3 separate regions of the Mus musculus genome follow, and regions 1 and 2 are each linked to region 3. Evidence: chromatin loops called from intact Hi-C (ENCODE). Cell type or tissue: left cerebral cortex. All regions are shown on one strand.

What was found. Hi-C counts contacts between places; a loop is a spot of excess contacts. Peaks named below come from ENCODE experiments on the same cell type or tissue, not always from the same donor. Only the 100,000 strongest peaks of a DNase experiment are listed, where the experiment ranks them.
Region 1: it touches region 3 in a loop (5-fold over the local background); 6 of 42 quality-filtered maps call a loop at or near these places.
Region 2: it touches region 3 in a loop (7-fold over the local background); 20 of 42 quality-filtered maps call a loop at or near these places.

Annotation. Positions count from the first base shown.
Region 1 is chr9:20,743,146-20,745,645 of GRCm38, forward strand. Gm39299 (a long non-coding RNA gene) reads left to right here. Exons shown (of 4, transcript XR_003948292.1): 3 at 627-699; 4 at 965-2,500. It also overlaps a transcript of Olfm2 not described here. Among named protein-coding and RNA genes, the nearest start is that of Gm35860, 15 kb to the right of the region's middle. In left cerebral cortex, a CTCF peak has its summit at 989 (motif pointing left); DNase peaks (open chromatin) are centred at 1,000, 1,311 and 2,294; H3K4me3 peaks cover 534 bases.
Region 2 is chr9:20,726,381-20,728,880 of GRCm38, forward strand. Olfm2 (olfactomedin 2) reads right to left here and starts at 623. Exons shown (of 6, transcript NM_001357635.1): 1 at 266-623. The coding sequence starts at 400. It overlaps Gm39299 (a long non-coding RNA gene), which reads left to right and starts at 1,269. Exons shown (of 4, transcript XR_003948292.1): 1 at 1,269-1,810. In left cerebral cortex, a CTCF peak has its summit at 1,519 (motif pointing left); DNase peaks (open chromatin) are centred at 698, 1,277 and 1,500; H3K4me3 peaks cover 1,775 bases; H3K27ac peaks cover 1,806 bases.
Region 3 is chr9:20,661,018-20,663,517 of GRCm38, forward strand. It overlaps Pin1 (protein (peptidyl-prolyl cis/trans isomerase) NIMA-interacting 1), which reads left to right. Exons shown (of 4, transcript NM_023371.4): 3 at 1,281-1,391; 4 at 2,158-2,500. The coding sequence ends at 2,267. Among named protein-coding and RNA genes, the nearest start is that of Pin1, 10 kb to the left of the region's middle. In left cerebral cortex, a CTCF peak has its summit at 1,498 (motif pointing right); DNase peaks (open chromatin) are centred at 1,504, 1,782 and 2,122; H3K27ac peaks cover 1,328 bases.

The DNA of each region.
Region 1 (2,500 bases), 82 kb after region 3:
TTATCGGTGGTTGTTATCCGCTCTGTGTGGCTGCCGGGAATCGGACTCCAGTCCTCTGTAAGAACAGGGTCCTGGTTATTTTTTTATTGTCAACTTGAGAAAAGGCCCCCTCGGTCGAGGGACCAGCCATGCCTGGGAGAAGTGGTCTTGACTGAGGTAGGGAGGCCTGGCCCAGTGTGGGCAGCGCCATCTGTAGTCAGGTGGGCCAGGGCTGTATAAGAAAGCTGGCTGAGTGTCCTCAGAGGTCCCTGCTTGAGTGTAAGCTCTGGGTCCCCTGAGAGAATGAGCTCTGGCCTGAGCCCCATCAATGATGGACCGACACCTGAAGTGTAAGACAAACAACCCTCTCCTCCTTGTCAGTTCTGTAGCACAGCACAGAAAGCAAACTAGAACAAACACCAGGCCCTCCTGACCTCTGAGCCACTGCTCCAGATCCCCACCCTCATTGTCCAGTATTAATCTCCTTTATGGGGCGGGGGGAAGCTGGCCTTGAACTCACAATGTGATGGAGAATGACCTTGAATTCCTGATCCCATCCCTCCACACACACACACACACCCTGGGTTACAGGTGTGGGCCACCATGACTAGCTTCTACTTGTGATTTTTTTCTTCCTATTTGCACAGGATTATATATGGATTCAGCTCTTGGAGCCGGTGTATTCATTTTTGTGGTTTCATCTGTCTGCTGCACCTGAAGGTCAGCTCCAGGAGGGCTGGGCCTCACTGCTTCATCAAATCTGGTGATGTGAACGGCTGAGGAAATGATTTCTCAAGAAGGGTTCTGTTCAGGGTTCTGTTGGGACTGCGGAGAGGTGTCTGGGACTAGACAGAGAAATGAGAGGGGCAGAGCCGCTTTCCTCAGAACCCCGCCCCTCTCTCTTCTCCTCCCTGTCCTCTTTTGCCCTCCTCCTCTCCTTCCCCCTGTGGAGGCAGACCTTGGTTAACCACTATTTTTTTTTCAGCCATCACGTGGTGCCCCCTAGTGGCCACCTGAAGCAGTGCAGCCAGTGACTGCTGCCCCCCAAGAGTCGGGATTCAGATGTCCCCGCTTCAGCCCCAGCACGCTCTGGCAGGTGGTCCTTCCCTTGCTCTCCAAGTAGCTCCATCCCCAATCGGCCCCGCCCCAAGCCCCTTCCCTCCATTCCTGGGGTTTCTCTGCAAACTGGCCTTGGAACTGGAAACCTAAGGGTGACTCAATTACTCTCAGAAACTAAAGTCGCTTTCCCTCCTGGTTCATTTTTTGCCAGCCATTTTTTAGGTATGTTTTTCTCTTTTTGTCTCCTTCACACGTGGTGTGCCTAGTTCCTTTGGGCTTGCATACTGAGTGCTCACTGTGTGCAACCGGCTGCACCTTCCCCACCCTGCGTGTTTGTGCTGAGATGGACCGAGCGCAAGGAACCCCACATCGTCTCCTTGTAGAAATCCTACCCGGACCTGTCTCTACCAGCACGCGAGAGTGGGGTGTAACTACAGCTGATTGCCCTCTTATCTTAATCAGAAGAGGAAAGGTGTCCAGACCCTTATTTTAGTGAGTTTCTACCTAGAAACCCCGCCTAGTCACGTCGACCCAGGCAGTGTAGACACTGGAGTGGATCATTTCACAAATGCTAAGTTCAGGAGCGACCTGCCTGTGTTCTATCTTGTCCGTGCTACTACTCCTGGGCTGTCTGGGCTTAAGCATGTGACCTAACTTTTCTGTGCCTCAGTTTCCCTATCTCTTAAATGAGGGTAACCCTGACGCCCTACCATCCATAGATAGGACACCCGGAGGCTTAAGCACCTTAGCTCCTGCTGTGCTTGTAATACAAGCGTGACCATTAGCCTTTCTACAATGTTTGCTATTATGTTACTGTTTTATTGATAGCAGCTTCCTAACGCCCCCCTCCCACACACACACACATGAGATCTGAGGGTATTCCCACCCCCAAGATGGAGGAGGAATGAGGTTTCTCAATAGTAGAAGATAGATTGGACCCTCCACATTTTGCATAGCTTTTCTAGCTTACCCAAGAGACGGAGTACCACAGGGAGGCACCTGCATCTGCCACACCAGGAATGGGGTATGCATAGAGCCTATACACACAGGGCCTGGATGTCACGTTTGCACACACAGCCTGTCACCCTGAACACCCCGTTTTAGAGTGATGTATTCAACCAAAGGCACAGAGTGCCCTCACATGGCCACACACCTGACTGTCACTCGAGTTTTGGACAACCCAGGCATCTGGGCACAGCCATGAGGACAATTGTCACACCCCGTTATTGACATATAGCGGGAGCCGGACAAACACACCACAGAGATTCTCAGGTCCTCATGCCGGGTCACACAGCCAGTCACAGACAGACCCACAACTCCTATCTGTCATCACACTGGTCCTCGGGTCACCCTGCCCCCACTGTCACTCACACACTCTCTCACACGTACACACACCCTCTCCCAGTCACACCCCAATTCACTCACATTTGAACACGCATACACACACACAAACTCCCCTGGG
Region 2 (2,500 bases), 65 kb after region 3:
ACTAGCAGGTCCCCTCAGAGAGGACTCTAGCCCAGCAAATGCAATCATCAAACCCAGAGCTATGCCGGGCGCGGGGCTCCCTTGTGCCTCGGGGTCCAGCCCGGGACCCCCAAGAGACCACGTCCCCTCGAGATGACATTCCCGCCTGAACCCGAGATTCTGTCACTTTGGGGCTGTGAGGGTCCCTTTCCCAGGAGCTGCCGTGGGGTCTGCGGGCACCACGCCCCCCCAAGCCGGAGCGCCCCCCAGCCGGCTGGCCACTCACGATTTTCTCCGAAGAGCCCGCACGGGACACGGTGCTGTTGAGTCCCACGAGCGAGGGCAGCGTCTGCGACATCCAGTTAGTGACCATGGCCATGGTGCTCAGCACCGCCCCGATCTTGAGCAGCGGCACCGACATCGCGCCCCTCGCCTCATGCCCCGCGCCACCACCCCAAAAAAGCAGGTGTTCAGTCCCTTTTGCTCGGCACTCAAGCTGTCGCTTACCCACCCCAGTGGGGTGGAGGGGTGGGGGATCCCGATGGCGAGATGACCAGGTCCAAGGGGGCGGTGGCCGGTGGGATGGGGTGACACTGGGGACGCGCTCGGCTGCGGCTCCGCGCGCCTCGCGGGCTCAGCTTTATAAGGCGCCGGCTCGGCCACCCCCTCCCGCGCCACCGCCGGGCACTTCCAGCCGCCGTGACGTCACGGCTCCGGCCCTAGAGCCAGCAGGGCTGGGGGGAGAATGGGAGTGCACCCACTCCGACCCCCACTTCCCCGCAGAGCCTCTGGCGGACCTTCTCCCACCTGCAGAAGTGGGGACATCCCCTGCCAGCAACACCCTCGCCACCTCCCCCCATCCCCGCCGCCGCGGCATCCCCGGCCCCGCCCCCCCAGCCAAATCCTCCATCCTCGCTCGAGTCCCCTCGGTAGCTTAGTGGTGATCCCAGGGCTCCCCAGCACGCAACACCCCCTCTCCAAAACCCCTACGTTTCAGGGCGAAAAAATCCAGCCCACACCTTCCACCCAAAACTGACAGGGGGTGGAGGTCGGGTGTCTCCACCCACCTGATCGGTCGGGTGCAGAGCCCGGTCCCGAGCCCGCAACGCACAGAGAGCAGTGCGGGACGGACTTCGGTGCTCTCCCGAGCTCCGAGACTCTTTTCTCCTGGCTTTCCTGGTCCCCAGATCATTCTGAAGGGGATCCCTCTGTGGATTCCAGACCAGGAAAGCCCAGGGTGGCCGGTACAGACTCTGGAGTGTGGGTGACCTGGGAAGCGAGATGCTTTCCCCTGCGCATCCGAGGGCGGCGGTGCCACCCGGGACTGTCGTGAACCCAGACAGTTCTTTTTGCAGACAGGTCCCAACGCACGGTTTGACTCACAACTTGAACTTGGGGTGGGAGGCGGGGAACTAAGACCTCGGGTCTCCTCCAGCCCCCAGGGACCTGCACTGGGCTGGTGCCCTGGTGAGGGAGGCTGGAAAACGCAGCAGGCGGCAGGGCCGGGCGAGGAGCACCCGCGCGGTCGCCTCTCTTCGGTTTCGCACTCTCGCCCCCTCCTGGCGTCCCCGCATCACCTCCCGCCGCCGCCGCCGCCGCCGTCGCCCTCGGCCGGCGGCCGCCGCCGTCTGGAGGCGGCGATGACTCAGGCCTTTACCTCGCTGGCCGCTTACGGAGCCGGAAGCTCCCAACCTCGAAGTGCTGGGGGTCCTGAACTGTCTGAACTCCACTGAGAAGCAGGTTCAGCCCCTACCTGACCTCCAGCAATAGTTGTTCCGGTCTGTCTCAGTTTCCTCATCTGTAAAGTGGTTCTGGGGGCCTGATGGGTCAGGTATGTGTAAGAAGCCAGAGGTAGCCTGCCGCTCAACTCAAGAACACCGCGTTATGGAGACAGACAGGACTTGAGGAAGGGCTGGGGAGGTCTGGGGGTGGGGGGAAGCAATGGCTGAGTGTGTAAAAGTGCTTACCACAGAGCCTGGTAACCTGAGCTGGATCTCTGAAGAGGAAAGTGTCCCCCAAAGTGTCCTCTGACCTCCACTTGAAGGCTGTGGCCATACGGCCACCCATCCCACCACGTTAGCACTTTAAATAAGTGTAAAAAGAAATTTGAGTGACATAGGAAACAAAAGAAGGAAAGTACAAATAGGTATCAGAAGGGGGTGGGTGGAGACTAAGGAAGAGTAGATTGTGCAAGACCTGTGTGCCTGAGTGAGGAGGCCAGAGGTATACATGGACTGTCTTCCTCGGTGCCCCTCTCTGCCTTGTTTTATTAGTTAATTGATTTTATTTAGTCTTTTTAGTAAGTTAGTTTTGAGACACAGTCTCTCTGTGTAGCTCTGGCTCAGACTAAAGGCATGGGCTACCAAACCCGCCTGCACCTAAATTTTTGACAAGGTCTCTCACTGTACTTGGGGCTCCCTGATTTGGCTAAGCTGGTCAGACCGGCCCCAGAGAGCCTGTCTCAGCCTCCCCTGAAATGCAGTGCAGGCATGCCACATCTGATTTCTGGGTTAGATATTGG
Region 3 (2,500 bases):
CCAGGAGCTAAGCAGGAAGTTTGAGGATTCAAGAGTAGCCTGAGCTGCATAGGAGGCTATGTCTCGGAGATAAAAGGACAGAGTCCTGTCCAGGCCATCTGGGAAAACTGAGAGAGAGCTGCTCAGGTCAGGGTGGCTGCCCTGGGAGTCTCTGTGTGCCATGGCTGCAAGTTAGTCAGAAGATGGGGACAGGATGGGCTGTCTTGTGTCTGTGTCTAGGGCTTTCTTACCCACCTCAGGTGCTACCTAGACCAGGTGCCTGGTAGTCTCCCCACCTTGCACATGTCTGAGAGTGCATAGCACAGGCTCACATGCATCCGCATACGTGGTACTGTGCTCTCACTCCCCTGAGCCTGGGTCCTTTCAACTGTTTTGTTGTTTGTCTGACTTTGTTTTTATTTGTTTAGGTGAGGGGTTGGTAAGAGTGTATGAAGGTCAGAGGATACAACTTGCAGAAGTTGATTCTTCGATTCTTGTAGGTCCCAGGGATAGAACCCAGATAGTCAGGCCGTGTGACAAGTGATTTTTGTTATTGTTGTTTTGAGGCTTTGCTTCAGTCACTATTCACCTTCTTTCCAGCAGCCCTGGCTTCCTGACCCCGCAGGAGAGTCACAACCCAGTAGAGCCGCTTTAATGTCTCCTGAGCTCTGCCAATACAGTGTGGAACCTTGCCTATGGGACCATTGTACAGGCACTCACACACAGTCCTTACAACCTCAGTGCCCCAGCGAGTACTCTGCTGTGCCTCCGTGTTGCGCAGGTGGAGACTCCTACTGCCCACAGCTGAAGAGGTCACCAGCTCCAGTGAAGAGCTTGGCTGCATGCTAGCTGGCTGCAGGTCTCCAGAGCCTTGACATTGCCCCAGGAGTAGGGGTGGGCAGTCATCTGCTGTGAGGTTTCAGCTCTGTGTCCAGGCCTGAGAAGAGGTCACTGCGTGTATGGGTGCTTCAATTCCTGTGCACCGTGGATGACTGTCCTGGCTATTCAGATCGTGCTATGGTCATAGGCACGTGAGGATGGGCGACTGGTTTGCACCGTTGGGACATGCACATGGGAGGACTGTCTTCATGGGTGCACATAATAAGAGCACAGGATAAGGGTGTGGTTGCTTGGGCCTGAGGGTATGGGAGGTGTTGTGGGTGCGATCAGCATAACCTTGTAGGGAACTGGGTGCACAGGTCGGGCAGGTCTGGCCTAGCTCCTAGGTGTGTCCAGTTCTTCCTGCATCCTGTCTGGCCTCTATGTGTCTGATGCGCGGCTCTCCCCTTGTATCCCTACAGGCTATATCCAGAAGATTAAGTCAGGAGAGGAAGACTTTGAATCTCTGGCCTCACAGTTCAGTGATTGCAGCTCTGCCAAAGCCAGGGGAGACCTGGGTCCCTTCAGCAGAGGTGGGCAAGAGTGGGCACCACCACACTCAGCACTTTCCCTCAGTGTTCTGGGCGGAAGGCCCTGAGGAGGGCAGCTCCGGAGCACAGGCCTTCCTGTCCACCAGGTGGCAGCATAGCCCTCAGGCTTCCTGGCCTGGGTTTTTTGTACTGCAAAAGGGATATAAAACCTCCTTAGTGTCTTTCCTCCCAGGATCATTGTCCCCCTCACAGGCCCATTAAGGTGATTCTGGTTTGTCACTGGCATCTCTGGTAGAGCTATAGGGACGGGCCCCTGAGCATTCCAGCTCCTTTGCCCCTTTGGCAGGTTTTTTGGGAAAATGGACAAGGGAAACAATCCAGAGCTCAGACCTATCTGCCAAGGGCAGAGGAAAGTAGATTCCTTCTTCCTCCCCCATCTTCTCTCCTTCATCTCTTTGGCGTGAGCTGGAAGTGTGAGGTGTGGGCCCCTGCCTTGGAGTCAGGTAGCAAGCCTCTGCTGTCAGCCCTGGCCACCTCCCTGCAGGATAGATAATGTTCAGCCAGGAATCCAGAGTTCATCATGCAGTGTGTCTAAATGTACAGCACAGCTCTGCCTACTATCCCACGCTGTCTTTGGGCTTCCCGGGGCCTCCTTAATGGGCCTGTGGCTCTCAGCTGGGCCACAGCTCATCACTGCACAGTGACAGGGCTATAAAACCCATGATGAATATGCTTGAGACTGAATGCAGGCAGGAGCCCCATCTGCTGTGCAGCCTGTGCCTGACCTCCACTGTCTGCTGTTTCACAGGTCAGATGCAGAAACCATTTGAGGATGCGTCGTTTGCTCTACGGACAGGGGAGATGAGTGGGCCCGTGTTCACGGACTCGGGCATCCATATCATCCTGCGCACAGAATGAGGGCAGGCACCTGGCCAGCCTGCTCTGGCTGCCACACAGCCCACGGATGCCCTTCCTGCTACTGTCACACAGTATTTATTGTTCCTAAAATGACTGGGAGGGGCTCTGAGCATCCCGCTCCCTGTTTGCCCCTATTCGGGGCTGTCCTAGCCAGGCTCCTTCTGGAGGAATTGACTTCAGAAGGGCAGTGGGGATGGGGAGGCCCCCAGGCTCAGGGGGTCAGAGGTGACCTG